Regions from separate parts of the Homo sapiens genome. Here region 2 is linked to region 1. The links are chromatin loops, found by intact Hi-C in ENCODE. Cell type or tissue: heart left ventricle. All regions are shown on one strand. Links, peaks and the distances in the headings refer to the core of each region. The heading gives the core; the rest is flanking DNA.

Region 1 (9,346 bases), core at 899-8,898:
GTTTTGCAGCTTGCCGTACAAATTGGACAAGCCCTTTACTATTAGAAGCCATTCCTCTGGTGGCATTCATGACTGTCATATTTTAAATTCATCACAAACTGGACTCAAATTCTCATCCACTGGTATGGAAAGTTGTTTCCTGTACTAGCAATGGAATAGCTAAAATAGAACACAAACAAACATGGCTTCCAATGATGATATCTGTTTGGAAAAATAATAACGTATCATGACGAATGTCCCTTTCCTTCCTCAGAATAAATATATTCCCCCAAATGTATTTCTTCACTTGGTAACATAAGTAAAAAAGCAAAACCAGCTAGGATGTGATCTGCGATAAACTAAGAGTGCACATGAACCACTAATTCCAATGTGTCAGTCAATCAGTCATCAAAAAACTGTAGTTGTACTGCCTGCCATGCACTTCAACCATCCTCAGGATACATACATAAATAATACGGTTCCTAATTAGGGAGGTTAGATTTGTGGGCAGCAGAAGACAAGTAACAACATAAGGTAGCATGTAGTCAAGTAGCAAGTGAGTGACCCAGATAACAACTGTTGTAGGACTAGAGCACTGGTTCTCAAAGCGTCTGTGGAGGTCCTCGAGACTCAGGGGTTCTGTGAGGCTAGAACTATTTTAAAGTACTAAGGTGATATTTGCCTTTTTCACTTTGCCAGTGTTTTCACTGATGCTGGGTGAAACTGTGGTGGTCTTGGCACAAAGCAAGGAAGTGGAATCAAATTGTAGCAAAAAAAAAAAAAAAGTCAGTTTCACTCAAGAATGTACTGGATAAAGCAGTAAAAAAAAAAGGTATTTGACTAAATTTATTAAATCCTGACCCTCTAGGGTATGTCTTTTTAATATTTTGTGGGACAAAATAGAAATGATACGTAAAGTGCTTCTATTACACACAGATGTACGAGGGCTGTCTAGGAGAAGCACTAGTGCAATTGAGTTTCAAGTTGAACTAGTCACTTTTTTTATAGAATAGCATTTTTATTTGAAAGAACAACTGACTGACAAGACAAATTGTGGTTATTCAGACTCGAATATTTGGCAGATTTTTTTTCTCAGAAATAAACAAAGTGAGCCTGTCACTTCTAGGAAAACAATTGACAAGATTTTTTTTAACCAATGATAAAATTATTTGAACTTACAAGTAAAAATTAAAATATTGGAAAATTCATATCCTAATATGTAAAATATTTCCTGATGAAATACAACTAATGAATATGATATTTTTGATATTGTACAATGAAATAGACATTTGGAAGAGCTGCATAATTCAGTGAAGGAATAATTTCCCAGTGACCATTACATGCTGTTACAAATCACTCACTGTATTATGATTTGCGTAAAACATCCAAGCAATAGACCAGTGGGTTTTAATGTAACAGAATATGAAAAGTTTATTGATATGCACTTAAATTCCCCATTGCAATTAACTTTTTTGAAATTATCATTTGAAGGATTTTGTAGTAGTATTAAAGACTATCCACAATTATCTGAAAACACTCCTTTCTTCAATGATGCTTCTCTTTGGGGACAGATTTTCTTATGTACTTAACCTACACAACATGTCACAGTAGATGAAAATGCAGAAGCTAATATGAGAATCCAGCTGCCAGATATTAAAGAGACTTCCAAAATATAAAATAACATTTTTCTCAAATTTTTGTTTGGGAAAACACTTATTATTTTATTAAAATGTGTTACTTACGTTAATACGTAATGGCCTTGTCATTATTATAAATTAAGTAACTCAAGTAACATATTTTAAACATTTCTCCAATTTTAATTTCTAATACAGTAGTATCAATAGATGCAATCCTCATAAACTTACATAAACAAAAGCTTTGTGGGGCTTTAAGACGAAAATATTTGAGAATCACTGGACTAGAGAAAGAGCAGCCATCAGGAGAAGTTAGAGAAACTGTTCTCTGGGACCTGCTATTTCATAATCTCCAAACACACCCTTCCTCCTCCAGCGCTTTATGACCCAGACTGAATGGTGTTGATTATTTAGAGTTGGCCAATTTACACTAGTGTTCTTCAGGTAACATTTATATTTGTGGAAATGCAATATAAAATCCTTAAATGCAGCACAACTCCTTCATAATCACAGACCTACTATTAAGTGGCAGAACTAATAACACATAGAATAAATATACGAGATTTTGCCAAGTATCAGTGGTTCTTTTCCATGTCCAAAGCCTCCCTTTTAACATTTATTATTATCATTTTCCAACCCTTCCATGGACCTAATATAATTAAAGATATTGTCTAGCAAACAAACTACATTTATTAACAGTAAATTTATTTTCCTACTTTGGATTGACTTTATGCAATGCCAGGCAAAGCAAAAACAATAGAATTTTCTGCAGTAATCACGCAATATCTGTTTAGATTTTTGAAAATTTAAACTAGGTTGTAGATTCCTCCCCACCCCATCATTACTTCCAAAAAGCACTTGGGATATAGAAACTCGAGGTTGAGATCCTCTGTGGCCTGTAGGTTTTGGTTTTGTTTGAATTTAGCTTTTGGTTTTTGGTCACTCAAATCATGACAGAAATAAGTTTTCCCATTTTTGCTCAGTGATCAGATATCTGAGAATCCAAGGTTTGAATCCCTTATACGGATACATGCAGTTTTAGGGTTTGCAGTGAGACAATGAAAAAGCCTGGGCTCTAAAATCAGAAAATGGCCTTCCAGTTAATAGCTGTGTAAATGTAGGCACGTCGATCAAGTTCACTGAACCTTAGTTTCCTTATATGTAAAATAGAGCTAATCATATCTACCTTGCTTAGCTGGTATGTGGCACAGGAAATGATAGACATTATTATTCAGCAAATAAACCAAGTTGTGCTATAAATCCATAGACTGCTTTCAATATTGAAATTATTTCATATTTTTGCCAATTTGTGGCAAAAAAATGTAAAAGACACTTTTGTGATTGGTCCTTGGTATAGTTTTGCTCCTTTAAACATGGACTAAAACTTGCCCATGCTCAGTGTGCAGGTCCTTCAACACATTTGAAGGTGAACAGTGCTGGTCCCTGACAAACTTAAAAATTGTTCAGGTTTATCTTTAGGCACAAAGAATAATCTGTGTTCTCAAATGCCATAGTGACCTCTGTCCCACGGTTCAACAGCTGTAGGGCTATCCATAGAAGCAGCTGGGCCTCTGGTTTCTCTTAGTATCATGAACCCAATATGGAAATCCTCCCCCTCAGATTTACTCACATTACTTCCCTGACCTTTCCTTCCTCTAATTCCTCCTCTCCCCTCTCAGATACAGATTTTATACTTTCCTACAAATGTTCTGACTTTAATTAGTATTCATCATTAATTTGAAGAGAGTCTATATTCTGACATCATGATATGAACTTTCCATGTTAATGAAATTTCTGACAATTTAGTGTGCTATTGAAATTCTTCCCTTCTCTAGTGGTTATGGTTGCATTTCTAAAATCTGTTATGATGTTGGAAGAATTACATTAAAAGTAGATATCATCAATGTTTTGTTCATTATTGTAATAAAATGAAAACATCTTAGTGTTGTGTTATAAATCCTATAATTAGTCTGTAATCCTTCCCTCCCTTCCAAAGGTATTTCAGGGATTAGAGTTTTTAATTGTGCGTGAGATTCATAAAGTAGGGGCACAGCCTTGTTACTACTATTACACATTTTTTTTCATTTGGATAATTTAGCCGTTATCACTTCAAAAATCTATTTAGAGATGACTATAATAGCTAGTCTCTACATTTTTACATTGGATTTTTCTTTCTTCCAAAAAAATTACTGCTCCACAAACCCCAAATATATTTTTAATTTAGGGAAAAAGTGCTTATATCTGAGAAAATGTGGATTTGGAGAATATATAGAACCTTTCCTCGGGAATTCCGAAAACTCAAGCGCTCTGGCTTACCAAGTGAAGTAGGTTTTCAGGAAATCCCAGCCCCTCAGGACTCTCGATCTGAACCAATCCCAGCTGCCATAGCTCCGCGCTCCCGGGATGGGGCTGTGTTGCCCACGCCTCGCGGCGCGGGCGGACACACACCCTGCTAGGACTAGCTCAGTCCTCCCAGTTTCCCTTCCGAGATGCCTCGGAATCTTTACCACGGTTATCAAACGATTCTGTGGATCAGTAGTTCCCAACTTCTAGGGACAGACGCCCTTTTAAAATTCAACGTAACAGACCACCACCCTCCAAACAGACTGTGATAGCCGTATTTTTAAATTCTCTACTGATTGAGAAAACTCAAAAACAATTAAAAACTCCAATAGAGCCTACAGTACTTTCAAATGACTGTATATTTTAATTATAGCATTTGCATACAACTGAGTTTATTTATCTATGCTGTACGCTAAGTTTAGGGGCAGGCTTGGTGCACAGATGGTTTCGCCCACCCTTTGCACAGGGCAAGCCCCCCCCAGGCGCCCAGGCTGGGAGGCCCAAGTCCCGGCAGCTGCTGCGGTGGACTTAGAGGCAGCAGCTCCTGCTTCTGCCCCAAACGTTCAGTGTAGTCGGATTCCCGGGGACAGCAGGGCAGTCTGCGCGCACATCCCCGGGGCATCGCAGGACACCTGCTGCCCCCTATCGGTGGTGAGAACAATAACCCGAACCCGGTTGGAATCAACTGGAAGAGGCCTTTTGAAAAAAAGAATATTCCAGGACTACGCAGTAGCCAGACGACTCTCTAAGAACATGGGTTTCCGCAGTCAGCTCCGACTGCCTCGTTTTAATGCAGTTTTTCGCCATTGTAGGAGAGCATGCTGGATCGAAGAGGACTCTGACACTGCTTCGGTGAAGGCGGGGAGTGGGGAAGGGGGGGTGTTGAAGGGGTTCAAGATACACCCAAGGGTCTATTTGTTTTCCACCTCCCTATTCAGCAACCCATCTGGTCCTTATGCAAAGCACTTGCCTTCTCCCGGGATGGGGACACACATCAGAGCACAGCGTGGTGTTTTCCCAAGCCCCCGAGGCACCTGTTCCCTCACATTACACCTTGAGGAGAGTCCAGTGACCTCTGCTGCAGAGGCGACAAAGGCTCCCTGGGAAGCCGGCCTCAGTGGTGTCCAGGAATGGCTTTCAAACAGCGTGTACTCCTGTGGTCCCTTTAATAAACATAGGACTATGCTTCAGAAAAGCAAAAATAAATGCCGAGAAGTAAAAGGAAGCTATCGGTTACCCCGTTACCTCTGAAGCCTGTATATGTGAAATTTTCTTCTGAGACCGAGCATTAAAATTTGCTTCCACTTGGACATAGCCAAGATTGCTAACAGGCTGGGAACGTGTGTGTGTGCGTGTGTGTGTGTGTGTGTGTGTTGCTACATACTCTGGGATTTCTAATTTTATTTTCATCACTTTCTCCCCGCTTATTACTACCCCCCCACCCCAATACACACACACTTGGCAGTATCCTAACTTCTTCACTCTTGTCCACATTTGTCTTGGCGCTCTGGGGAAGAAGGTAAGAATAGATAGACGAACGAAGGTGCGTGCAAGAAAGGAGGGAGGGGAGGAGGTACGGTCGGCTTGCACACCAGACTGTGCTTGTTTGAGCAGGAATAGTGGCGGGGTGTCTTCGAGAGGATAACGGAAATGCCCCACCACACGCCCACAGCGCAAGTGCCGGCGTCCCCAATCGGCCAGTGGCAGCAGCAGAACCGGGGTCCACTTGGCACCTCAGGGGCTCTCGCCCGTCCGCTCTGGGCGTCGGGCTGTCCAGTTTCCCTGGGAATCTGGGAGAGGAAGGAGGCTTAGCTAGCTCTGTTCTCCCTGCCAGTACGCTGTGGCGGCGGCCCCTGGCCAGGGCCCGGCCAACTCCCCGCTCTTGGGTGGCTGCAGGTGCCCAGTGGCCCATCCCCAGCGGGGGCGAAACGCCGAGCTGGCCGAACCTTCCACACGTCCAGCTCGGAGTGCGTCTCAGTCGCGCGGCAGAGGCCCCTGGGCCCGGGCGCTCTGGGTTCCCGCGGCCTGTGGGCGCGGTGCACAAGGGCGCGGGCGGGCGGCGGCAGCTCCCAGGCGGAAGGCGCGGCGGGGCCACGGTCACCGCCGCCGCCGCCGGGGCTCGGGCGGAAGCGCGGGCTCCGGGGGGAGGGGCTGCCGCGCCCCCGCAAGGCCCAGGGATCCCGGCCCCGAGCGGCTCCCATCCGAGCAGCAGCGGATCCCGGGCCGCCCTTACCCTCGCCGGGCAGGGATGAGCCCTGGTCAGGTTCAGCCGCAACCCCGCGCGCGGCGGGGCGAGGCCGAAGCCCACGCAGGTCCGCCCGGTGTGCGTCTTTCACTCGCACACACTGAGCCCCTTGCCAGGCGCGCAGGCCCGGGCTACGAGGCCGGCTGCTCCGCCGTCTGCCACCTCCAGGACCCAGAGCCGCCAGCCCTGGGCTCCCGGCAAGCTGTGACTTCCCGGATGGGGCCATGCTTTTCTTCCAGGACAATCGGGGCTCCTCCCCTCCCGGCGATCTTTCTAGGAGGCCACCTCCAGAGATTGCGAGGCGATTTCCTCCCTGCCGGTACCAAACTGTAACTCCTCTCGCTACAGACGCGGAGAACCAAACGCTGACTATTTGGCGAGGGACCACCACCACCCAGAAAAACACACGGTTCAGTGTGCGTTGATTGTTTGCATCAGCGAGTTCATGGCGAATAGAAGTTCTCTATTTTTGATAGCCCTGATTTTCAAGCGTTTTAAAAGTTACGTTCTGTTTTCTGCTTGGTCAACAACACGGAAAATGGAATATTGCTTTTTTTGTGATTCAAAATCAATTGTAGTTACAATGACTTTGAGAATTTCACGGCATCTTGTGAGATAAAATGGAGATGCGCACCTAGGTGAGAGTCACTGGAGTGGATTACGCAGTGGCCGGCTGGATCCGGCTAACAGTCTCTGAGGCTCATTCCTTTTCGTAATCAGCTCGCCCACTCTAGTAGGACTTTCATCTTTAAATTATTTTTTAATTATCATGAGGCTCTCAGTCTAAGATAGCAAAGATTGAGCGCCACATTTAAGCAGTTCTCTCAAACTAGCTTTACCTTTTTAGGGAAGTAATTCCTGGGCTAATCATTTCAGATCTGAGAACAAAAGAAGTTGCTAAAAAAAAAAAAACAACTTTTATTTACGCAGCAGATACTTATGGATCGTCTACCTTGCACCAAACGCGCGCGCGCACACACACACACACACACACAGTGAATACTGTGGGCTATACAAATAATATATAACATCTGTTGAATGATTAATATGTGACAGGCAATATACTTGCTACTTAAAAAGGATTCTATCATTTTACCCTCCCGGGGACATATGAAGTAGAGATATTATCATCCCTGCTTTACCTATGAGAAATATACGAGTCATGAAGTAACTTACTCTAGGTCACCCAGTTAATAAGTGGCAGGACAGGACATTACACTTTACGCCCAGTCTGATACAGAGACCTCAGCCCAACCTCTACAATGTGTCCTTCAGTCAGATCTGGGAATCTGTATATTTTGGAACCACCTTAGGTGAATGTGATAGAATTAGAACTTGAGAAGCCTTGATGTAATCAAACTTCCTCATTTTCCTGATCAGAAAACAAACTCAAAGAAGCAATTTTTCTGGAAACACACAATTGCAGAAAGAGATTCAGAGAGGCTGTTCCTGGTTTCTTGGCTAAGGTCCTTTCTACTATCCAGACTACATTGGCTCAGTCCAGGAGGAGTCAAAGAAGGTAAATAATTCAACAGTTACAAAAAGTGTACAGTCAAATCTTGATTATCCTTAGTTTCCCCTTCAAATTGCTTGCCTTCTGGATTTTTGACTGTTAATCTAGTTTCTCTCCCAGAGGGAGAGAGAAACCGTGTGAAACTCGATTATTTCATTTCTGCTCATGTTACCTGGTAAGAACGCTAATATTATAAAGGAAAATGGGGGCCAGGCATGGTGGCTCATGCTTGTAATCCCAGCACTTTGGGAGGCCAAGGCAGGAGGATAGTAGAAGTTCAAGACCAGCCTGAGCAACACAGACAATCCATCACTCCCCCCCCCGCAACCCCCAGCCCCACCCCCACCCTATCTCTGCAAAAAGAAAAAAAAATGGGCATGGTGGTGCATCCTGTAGTCCTAGCTACTCAGGAGGCTGAGGTGGGAGGATCATTTGAACCCATAAATTCATGGCTGCAGTGAGCCATGGTCATGCCACTGCACTCCGGCCTAGGTGTGGTGGTGTGCACCTGTAGTGCAGCTATTCAGGAGGCTGAGATGGGAGTGTTGCTTGAGCCCAGGAGGTCAAGGCTGCAGTGAGCCATAGTGCACCACTGTGTACCAGCCTGGGCAACAGAGAGACCCTCTCTCAAAAGAAAGAAAGAAAGAGAGAACCATGCAGACTACTGCCTTTTCTCAACAACTCTGAGCAAATTATTTCCTTTACCTAAAATCATTTGCTGATCTCCCATCCATTCTACAGGATAAAATTAAAATTAGACTTATGAAGAAGGCAGATAAAATATTACATGATATTACTACTTTTCATCACCCACAATTCTGCCTCTCATCAAACTTTAAGCAATACTAAACACGCTGTAGTCCTCTGCACATATAGTGCTGTCCCCTGCTTTGTGTTCTTGCATTATTCCCATCCTCTGCCTGGCCTTCCTTCCACACCTGTCTCTTGGAAAATGCCATTCATTTCCCAAAACTCTGCTCAGACAGCACCACACATGTGAATTTTCCTGACCCTCTGCTACCTCCCACAGAGCAATAACCTCGTGCTTGTGCAGCAGACCTCTTCTGTTCCTTACATAGTCTCTTTTATGGCTCTTAATCTGTATAATGAGTTGTTTCCATATCCTTAATCTGTATAAGGAGTTTTTCCATATCCTTCTCTTCTCACTAGAGCTCCTGAGGAATCTGTCTATGTAAACTTTGTTTAGTGTATCTGAAAACTTAGGAAAGAGGCTAAACTTACTTTAAATAGAATGTTACATTTTCAAATAATACCTTCAGTATGTTTAAAGCAATATGTCCATTTGTCATATACTACGGAATGTCAAAAAAATCTGAAAACAGAGGAAAACATAGTGTATTTATTATACTTTTTCACATTACCCCATTACTTTAAATTTAGAGGTATTTAAACTTCTGGAAACTTTTCTGGAGAATGAGGAAAAACATACTAAGCAGATTTGAAAATGTAACTAAAATAATGTTTAAATATAAGTACACACTGTTTCCTGACTTTCAGACACCTTGTAATCCGGGGACCTAACACTATGTCCCAGTTCCCAACACATAGAATCTGTTGAATTGTTCTAAACTGAACTGAGCAAATAGTTTAAATATCCATGGATCCAGGACC
Region 2 (9,346 bases), core at 375-8,374, 310 kb after region 1:
GAGAGAGTTCTTGTCTATTGAAAACTTAGCAGAAATTACCGTTGTAATTTACTATCTTTATCATCAGGTGCTCAAGAAGGAGACAATTTTTTAATATCTGGGAAAAATCAGTATAGGAAGTCCAAAGTCAGCAGAGTAGCTGAGTTAGTGTCAGATTAGTGGAGAAGATGCTAATAGATGATGGCACACCTCCATAAAAGGACTGTAAAGGTCGTGTTCTCTGAGAATTGAACAGTGCTGAACTGTGTGCCATCTTTTCTTATATTTAATTACATGACAAGTGTTTATTGAATGCCTTGTATGTGTAAGGCATGTCAGGGAACAAACCAGACAGCCTGAAGCTGATATTGTCTTAAGGTTCAAGTTTTTAGATATAGCAAATTCTTCACATGATACTTCTAGCTTAAAAGGAAATCACATTGATTTTCGTTTGTTCACCATGATCTGCCTATTTTAAAATGTTTACAGCTTATGCATCAAGATTTCTTAAAATCCAAAAATATAGGTTAAATATTGCTTATTCAAAACGCTTGGGACCAGAAGTACTTCAGAGTTCCAGTTTTTTTTTTTTTTTTTTTTTTTTTTTTTTAACTATTTGTATGATCCTTACCTTTTGGGCATCCCAAATCCAAAAAATTGAGATCTGAAATGCTCTAGTGAGCATTTCCCTTTAGCATTATGTTGGCACTCAGAAGGTTTCAGATTTTTTTGAGCATTTCAGATTTTTGGATTGGGGATACTGAACCTGTAATAAATATATTTTGCCTTGTAAGTTTGTAATATCAATCTGTCACCTCCTCCAGGAAGTCCTTCATGATTTCTTGAGCCATATTCAATTCTCTGTTTATTCTAATCTCTTATATCCCATATTGTTAGTTTCATACCTTACAACACTGATTATATTTAGTTTTATAATTTATTATAAACTGTATAATAAAAGTCATATTTTAAAAAATTTTCTTATTGTATTATATGTAAGTATTGTCTCTAGAAGACTAAGAAACTTGGGATCAAGAACAATGACAAGATTTAAACTGCAGCAGGTCTACCCACTTGCCTGGAGAATAGTTGTTATTATATCACAACTAACATGTATTGAACATTGCCTCCAAGGCTCAATTCTTAAGTGTATTCCGTAAGACTAACTCTTAATCCTTGTAACAATTTTGTGAGTTAAGTCTTATTTACCTTATAAGTAAATATTTACCATTAGGTGAGGAAACAGAGGCAGAGAAGGGTAAAGTAACAGCCCACGATGGTGAGGCTACAAAGTGGCAGAACTGGGATTCCAACGCCGGAGGACTAGCTTCAGTCTTCTTGCAGCACGCAGGGGCCTTGGTGATTCAGCCTCTGACAATCCAACCTTAGCTCTGGCCACTTCTCCTGTGTCCTGTGTCCTGTGTCCTGTGCTGCACCCTTACTGAAGCTCATCACTGCCAGAGCAGGGGCATTTTGTGAGTGCTTTCTGGGGCCAGGCACTGTGTTCACAGTTGACATTGAGTATCTCATTCTCTCAAGAACCCTCTGAGGCTGGTTTATTATTTTCCCCATTTTGTAAATGAGGAAACTAGGTCAGAGAGGTGAAATAACTTCTCAAAGGTCGTAGAATGAGGAATTCATAATACTAGAATTACACCCACATTGTTTTTCATTAAATGATGAGATAGGCAAAAATCTGAGACACAGAAAGGTTGAATTTTACCAATATTTGTTGGATAAAGGAATGATTATGTCCACATCTTAAATGCTGAGTTTTTAACAATTTTAAACAAATACAGATTTAAATAAAATGGAAACTTTTCACTTTCTTTATTCTAATTTCTAACATCAATGAAATGAGGCTATTTATATGTTCCTGCTTGTTGGTGTATTTGAATTAATTAGATATGTGCCTCCTTTAGGCTGCTAAATTTGACTATTCCAGAATACTTTAATCCATTGAATTCCAAACTCCTTGCCCCAGTTCCTACCTGAACCTCATCAAAACTTTTATTCCCTTCTCATAGTTTTATAGCTTACTTTATTTAAATTCTACACTGAAAAGGAAATGGGCTCTCTGAGCTTCCTCTTTTCTTGGGTGGCTCCCCCTTTATGTCACTCTTCACTGCCCACTTTGGCTGGACCTGCCCATCCAAATCCAATGGTAGAACCCAGCCTCTACCATCTGTCCACTGTGGGGCTCAAGCCCAGATAATTGGGTCCTTTTACCCAGCTTGATTGACAAATCACACATCCTCCGTAAGTCCCTAAGCTGCGTTGATGAAATTGAGTATGCTCGTTGGGCTCTCAGAGATGAAGGCAAAGGTAGAGTGGAAGGTGGGCAGAAAGAGAGCTGGGCTCGAAAGAGAAGGGTGGAGAGCAGGAAGATAAAGGAGGCATCCTTCACAAGAGAGGTGTGGTTATTGTCAATTAGGTGGTTGTTGGAGAGCACATTGATGTACACTGTTGCATTTTATTCTCACAGTTTACTGTGAAGAAGGCAAGTAGACAGAGTGGCATTGTACCTACTTTATCAAATGAGGAAACTGAGGCAGAAAGGTGATCGGAGTTATCTCAATTGCTACTGCAGTTATTTTTACAACTGGCCTGGAGTCTGTTCTGGACTTTCATACTAGTGCTCAGCCACACAGATTATAATGTTAGGAGAACTTGACTCATGGGGTAAAATCCATACTCCAGCAGCCCTGATGCCCTGAGTAAAACCAAGGATGTGTTCTTCCATTTAGCCAGATGACTCGACATGTATTCTGCTTGTGGGAGAGCTCAACTCTATGTGGTGCTGTTGGGTTATGCCCCCCGTGGCGGCCCAGGACTCTTCTCAGATGTAGTGCACCGCTTGTGTCAGGTAGCCGAGTGCAGTGCGTTAGTAACCAGCTTCTCCTTTAACTCTCAGATGGAATCCTCTACCCCAAAACCATCTCTTCTCATAAAAGACACTCACTGCCTCCTTCCAAACCTCCTTCCATCTCTCAAATTTCCTCTTTCAGTGAAAGCTTTAACTTACCTTGGAAACACAGGCATTGTGTTTCTGACCCCTTTCCCTCAGCTCTGACATCTTTCCAGACAATTACTGAAGCCTGGCAGTTACCATCTTTGATTCAGTTGGAGTCTCACATCTCAAATGGCTTATTTCCTTAATCTTCTAATTAGCCTCCTGCCTCCAGTCATCCCCAGACAGCGTCACCCTGCACTCCACTGACAGAATTACCTGACTACACATCTCTCTGACTGAAAATCTTGGCTGGCTCCTCACTGCCTCCAGCCCAATTTTCAAACTTCTTCATGTAGAATTCAGATTCTCCCACTATACTCCAATGCATCTTATTCTTCAGCCACACTGAGAAAGTCACTCTCTCAAACACACTGTGTTCTTACCTTCATACTTTCCCACCTCCTGTTACCGTATCATTTCTACACTTGTGAGAGAACTGGTTTTCCTAAGGTGTATCTTAGATGTTATCTATCTTCCACCTGTTCCCACACAGAGTGAAGGCTGCCTCTCCGTCCTCCTGTAGACCTTGTAATATTCTACCATTATGCACTTACATTTTTGTATATGATGTTGCTGTCCCCTGCATATGAGTTGCAAGCAACTAAGGCTTAGGCACATTTCCTTTGGTCATCATTTTATTCCCTAACACATACTAGATACAAGTAGAATACAAGCTTCTTGAAAGTAGCAGTCTTTGTGTCTGGCATGTCATAGGTGCCTATTAAATATTTGTTGAATGAGTGAGTAATCAATAAATGTTTGAATTAGCAAGGGTAGGAACGTATGGCTCAGATACTACCAGTGCAATACTCCTTTTGTTGACCGTGTGTTCATGCCGGCAGTGCATGGTTGTGGTCCTGTGTTTTGCAAAGTAAGGACAGGCTCATGATAACAACCTAGCTTTCCACACTACTCACAATGCATGTAACTGGCTTGATCTTGTTTTATATCAGGAGGCCAGTTCACTTTTTTATGTATTCAATTTCACTATGTGAATTGCTCCTGTGAAAAAAACTGCATTATTGTAATTCTTAATTATACTAATCACTCCCCTTCCATGGTTATTGAGAATTATAACTAAATCAAAGAGAGGATTGAATTTGGGGAAATCAAATGAATATGTACTTAACAAAAATCCCGTTAGCTATTTTTGTTTTTGGGCATATAGCAACACCTAGTGGCTTTATCGATTATTTCAGAGACTATTTCTAGAAACAGCTTCTTGGGTTTTTTTCTCCCTTATTAAATAACCACTACTTATTTAATATTTTTTCTTTCCTCTTAATTAACGAACAAATATCTTTGACTATTTTGTATTTAGAAAGTAAACTGGCTCTAGCATAGGAATAGATATTACAGAATTGATGTTTATCCATAAAAAGTGTGGCCCACCTAATAAAAATAAGTGAAGTACTTTAAATGCAGACATCACAATGATATGGCACAATATTTTAAACATTTCACAACATCTAGAACCTTCTGAATAATGACATTACTCAAATGGGAGCCTTTTGTGGGAAGTATTCTCTCCCTTTTATATAGATAGAATTTCTTATTTCTTTATCAAATTCATGTGTAGATCAGTGTATCCACAGATATATACATTTTATGGGTTGCCTTACTTATCAAGTACTCAATAATGAATTCTTCATATTTATATTTGCCATGTCATTGAACCATTTTTATATTTTGAGATTTTAGATCCCCAGAAGAAATATGTCTAACCTGTATCACACAGATTTCTGCCTTCTTAATAAATGATATATTTTACAATTTTTCTTACGTTGACAACTTAGAATTATAGTTGTAAATAATTATTGCATTGAGCTGATGCCTTCTTGAGAAATTTGGGGGCTGTTTTCCCTATTCAATTTGTTTTAGACAGACTCTAGTGCTTTATGAAACATTTGTATCTGTTCTTTACAGCTTTTCTGTCTTCTCCTTCTGTCTTATCCTGCTGCTGGCATTGTTTCTTTCCTTCCCAACCCTCCTTTTTCTTTTTTTTTTTTGTCGGCCCTCTTGGCCCCTTCTGATACGCTGCCTCTATTCTTTTGTGGACTAGAGGGTCAGCTAACCAAGTCAGCTAACTACATAGCTTAGTACTCTCCCAATTCTCCTGGCTCCTAATTTTGTGCTGTTTCCACTATACTATACTGAAGATGTATGCTAAATCCGTAATGCTTTAAAGTAAGAATAACTAGGTTTTAAGAGAGGACATGGTCCACTAGAGTAAAATCCACAGCATTAGTGATTCTATTACTGTTATTTTAGCCATTGGATAGCATTTGTTGTACTCCTGGCCAGGTCACTGAGATTCTTCCTATTCACATACATATGGAGAGAATTAAGTTAATAGATATTCATTGTGCCACCCCCTCTTTGTCAGGAGCATGATAAGCACAAACATGTGTAGACTTATTTGATTGCATGCTAAAATTGACAAACCATGTACAGGATTATAGATGCCTTCATAATTATGTGTTCATATAGGAAGTTTTATATAAGACCATCCATCCTAAAGATTTGCAAACAGTATTATTGAACTTTTAAACTTTCTGACTTGATGTGTTGTCGTGGCCAAATAATCTATAAATGACACTTAAAAGAAAGTTGAATTTTCTTCATGCTGTTAATGTGAACTCTAAGCCATAGGGTAATTTACCTCCTCATAAATGGTCACTATTTCTTGTGAATTGTGGGATCTGAAATAAGCATGTATGTCATATAGACTTTATGCAGTGGAGCAACTCTAAATAATAATACGTTTAATTCCAAATATATTTTATAGATTTCTGTCTTATGCACACCTGTTTTATTAAAGTTTTATGAAGACATTTTATAATTTTCAAAAAGTCCTAAGCTTGAATGTAAGTAAAATTTTGATTATTTACCAAATAATCTAGGAGCCAAAAATATATTTTTTGATAAAGCAGAGAAGTTGATTTTTTTAAAATACCTCTAAATTATAAAGATATATTTTGTTCTGGTATTCCTACCAATAAAGGAGTTCTCAATTTTTTGTGGCTACGAATTTCAGGATTTGTTGGCCTTTTTAATTCATTTTGTGTCTCCTTGGTGGGACATTTGGCACAGCATATCAAATAGTGACAATAAGAGAGTCAGGCTTTGCAGCCAAACCACAGGTGGCAAATTAATAAAAGCTTCTGCACCTTCACTAATGTGCTTATCTCTGGGAGAAGGTGACCATTACTCTTTAAAATCCAAAGGTGACAATTAAAATTTCAAATGTTTGCTCCTGCCCAGTGGCCTGTGACATTGTTAGAGAAACACGTCCTCAATGTCTTAAGAGGGTCAGTGAGAAACTGTTTTTAGGAGCATAATCTGGGTAACTAGTAGCTCTTTCCATAGGATTTATCCATCAAATATAATCACATGCAGCTATTAAAATTACACTAGAGAAGACTTAGTGATGCAGAAAAATTAATATTAAAGTTTTTTTAAAAAAGAACATTCTGTAACTGTGGTAGAATATTCTATTTTTGTTAAAAAATTACACAACTGGAAGAATATATAAGAGTATTAACAGTACTTATCTTTGGGAGGTAACATTGTAGGTGATTTTTCTTCTTTGTTTTAGTGGTTTTTTTTTTTTTTTTTTTTTTTTTCAGATTTTTAACAGTGAACTTGGATTATTTTGTAATCAGAAAACAAGTTATTAAAAAGTATTTGTAACTTTCATTTTTTTCTTTAAAGTGAAAGATTATTTTTCCCCCTAGACTCTCTAACTTCATTATTCAGGAAAAGTGGGAAGGAATCACACTGAATTGGGGTTAAGAGAACTGTTGTCAGCTTTCATTAGTTCACTCCACAAATACTTGTTGAGTATCTACATTGTGCCCAGGCAGTGTTGGGGATAATGCATTAAATAAAGTCTCTGGGAGAGGATGTACAATAAATAAATATTTACATCTTGTGGTGATCAGTGTTTAATAAAGATGGGATTTTTTAGCATTGGGAGAGGAAGTGTCAAAGTTTCTTCCTCTTTGAAAAGTGAGAGGTTTAGATCACAGGAATAATGAAATCCTTCCCTCTCTAACATTCTAAGCTTCCTATGACTTTTGAATAACAGTTGACTACCAAAGCAGTTGTCACAAAGCAAATGCAAAAGTGGGTCAATGTTAGCATTGAGATAAAAGAGGAAATGTATATCCTGAGAAAAATACTTGATTAAAAAGTGATGTTTCTGTAACTGTTGTTGATAATAAAGATCGCAAATGAAGATAGAGCATTAAATGTTTACCTAACACAGTAAATAGTACAAAAGAAAATATGATATCTTTCTTTGTTTCAGGTATCCTCTGGCACATGCAGGCCTGATGTTTCAGAATCTCCTGAATTACGTCAGAAGTCACCATTGTTTCAGTTTGCCGAGGTAATATATTACAATTGATACTTAACTAATGAGGAAATTGTAAAGTGGGCTTAAATTGGGGCTGATAACAGTAACTGAAAGCAATGAAGAACTCTACTCAGCTCAACCATAAGTGGGAAAATAGAATCAAATTTTGGAAAAGATATTTTGGGTCTCTAGAGTTCTTAATTAAGAAATAACTACATTTATGCGTTTATAGAAGCTTATCATTAAAGTCATACTAAATATTATTAACCTCATTACTAATTTTTACTCATGGATAGTAAGGTTAAGAATATATTGAATTACTATTAGAATTTAGTCATTTGTTGATGTGTTTATTTGATAAAACAGAAGACAAAATCAGCTCATGGTTATTGGCTATGCAGCTAATCTATGCATTTCTTTTTCTTTTCTTTTTTTAGTGCACTTTCATCTTAATTGAAACTTTAGCATGAGGTTGGCAGTTTTCAAAGTCTTCTTTTGTCAGACTTGTTCAGCTCAATAGGTCTCTTGACACTGGTTCAAAGAGATGGTGTATAAAAGCACATTGTCCTTGATATCAAGTCTAAAGTTTAAGACTGCTCAGAATATCTTAATTTACTCTGGAACTCAATATGAGCCCTCACTGATACATTTTTTTCTTAAACTTTAAGCCACCTGGTCTTTCCTTGATCATTTGAATTGTCTTTGACTACACATTCTTCACCACTGTCATCCTTCCTGGTGTTTGCCCAACTGTTTTACAGTTTTATACAGGGGGAACATTTTTTGTTTTTTATTTTTTTTTAAGAGAGAGTCTCAATCTGTCATCCAGGCTAGAGTGCAGCAGCATGATCATAGCTCATTGTAACCTGAAACTCCTGGGCTCAAGGGATCCGCTTGTCTCAGCCTCCTGATAGCTAGGACTGCAGGCACATGCCACCATGCCCAACTAATTTTTTTTTTTAAACAGGGTCTCACTATGTTGCCCAGGCTGTTCTTGAATTAGTGATCTCAGGCGATCGTCCCACCTCAGCCCGTCAGAGTACTGGATTACAGGGCATGAGCCACCATGCTCAGCCTGCACTCTTTTTTGTCAAAAGCAGTTATAAACATGTTAAATAAGATTGGTCCCAACTTTGAAAGCAGAACGGCTTAAGAGATGATCCTTGAACCTCTAAAGATCTAATGATACCTCTAAAATTTCACAGGAAATTTTGGATATGTTAGCATGTGTACATTTTTGTGGCTTCTAACAGCATATCTAAGATCCAGAGAGATCCCTGATCCTATTGCTTTTATATAAAAGGTCTCTATCTCCAGGAGCTCCTATTTATGTTATTAATTGAAATCTTTATCTTAATTTATAATAACATCCCCCTCCCCCTTTTTTTAGAACTTCTGAGATACTTTTCACAAAATTGGATGGATTGTAACACTGGTTCTATTTTGTTCACTGCTTGATTTAATTCTTAAAGGAATATATTGTATTTAGGTATAACCTACAATATTTGTGTATTTCCCCTTATATAAATTGTTTATTTTTTTCTAACTTTTATAGAGGGTTGGTAGGGATGAAAAGTGATGTCTGAAATAAGTTGTACTGAGTTTATAATTCCTAAGATTACAGGAAGATTTCTCTGGGTTCATTTTTGCATTCTGTCATACTTGCACATGGTGGTCACTTGAAATGATAAGATTCATGGTTTGACCAAGAAAAGTTCTAAAATTTTATCCTTGAATGTCTTCAGAACACTTGGTTAGATCTTACAATGGATAAAATGGTTTATTTCTACCTAGTTTGTTAAATTGGATTTGGTTGATATTTGTTCTTCTTACTGATATTTATTCTAAAAATCCTTATCAGATTAAAAAGCACAGTAGAATGAAATTTTCCTGATGGCTTCAGCAGTGAATACAATTAATTACTCAGTCAGTCTCTCTACTAATTTTTTTTTTTTAATTTTGAGACAAGGTCTTGCTATGTTACCCAGGCTTGT

The links. Peaks named below come from ENCODE experiments on the same cell type or tissue, not always from the same donor. Only the 100,000 strongest peaks of a DNase experiment are listed, where the experiment ranks them.
Region 2: a loop joins it to region 1, with 3 times the contacts of the local background. A loop is called at or near these places in 6 of 110 quality-filtered maps.

Annotation. Positions count from the first base shown.
Region 1 is chr3:107,425,484-107,434,829 of GRCh38, forward strand. It overlaps LINC01990 (long intergenic non-protein coding RNA 1990), which reads left to right and starts at 5,447. Exons shown (of 3, transcript NR_110039.1): 1 at 5,447-5,475. RefSeq lists a silencer at 5,993-6,242 and an enhancer at 6,453-6,642. In heart left ventricle, for the core only: a CTCF peak has its summit at 4,613 (motif pointing left); DNase peaks (open chromatin) are centred at 4,028, 4,548, 5,838 and 6,308; H3K4me3 peaks cover 3,609 bases; H3K27ac peaks cover 3,479 bases.
Region 2 is chr3:107,737,326-107,746,671 of GRCh38, forward strand. It overlaps BBX (BBX high mobility group box domain containing), which reads left to right. Exons shown (of 18, transcript NM_001142568.3): 8 at 7,305-7,385. Among named protein-coding and RNA genes, the nearest start is that of LINC00635, 140 kb to the right of the region's middle. In heart left ventricle, for the core only: a CTCF peak has its summit at 4,159 (motif pointing left); no DNase peak of the experiment used is centred there.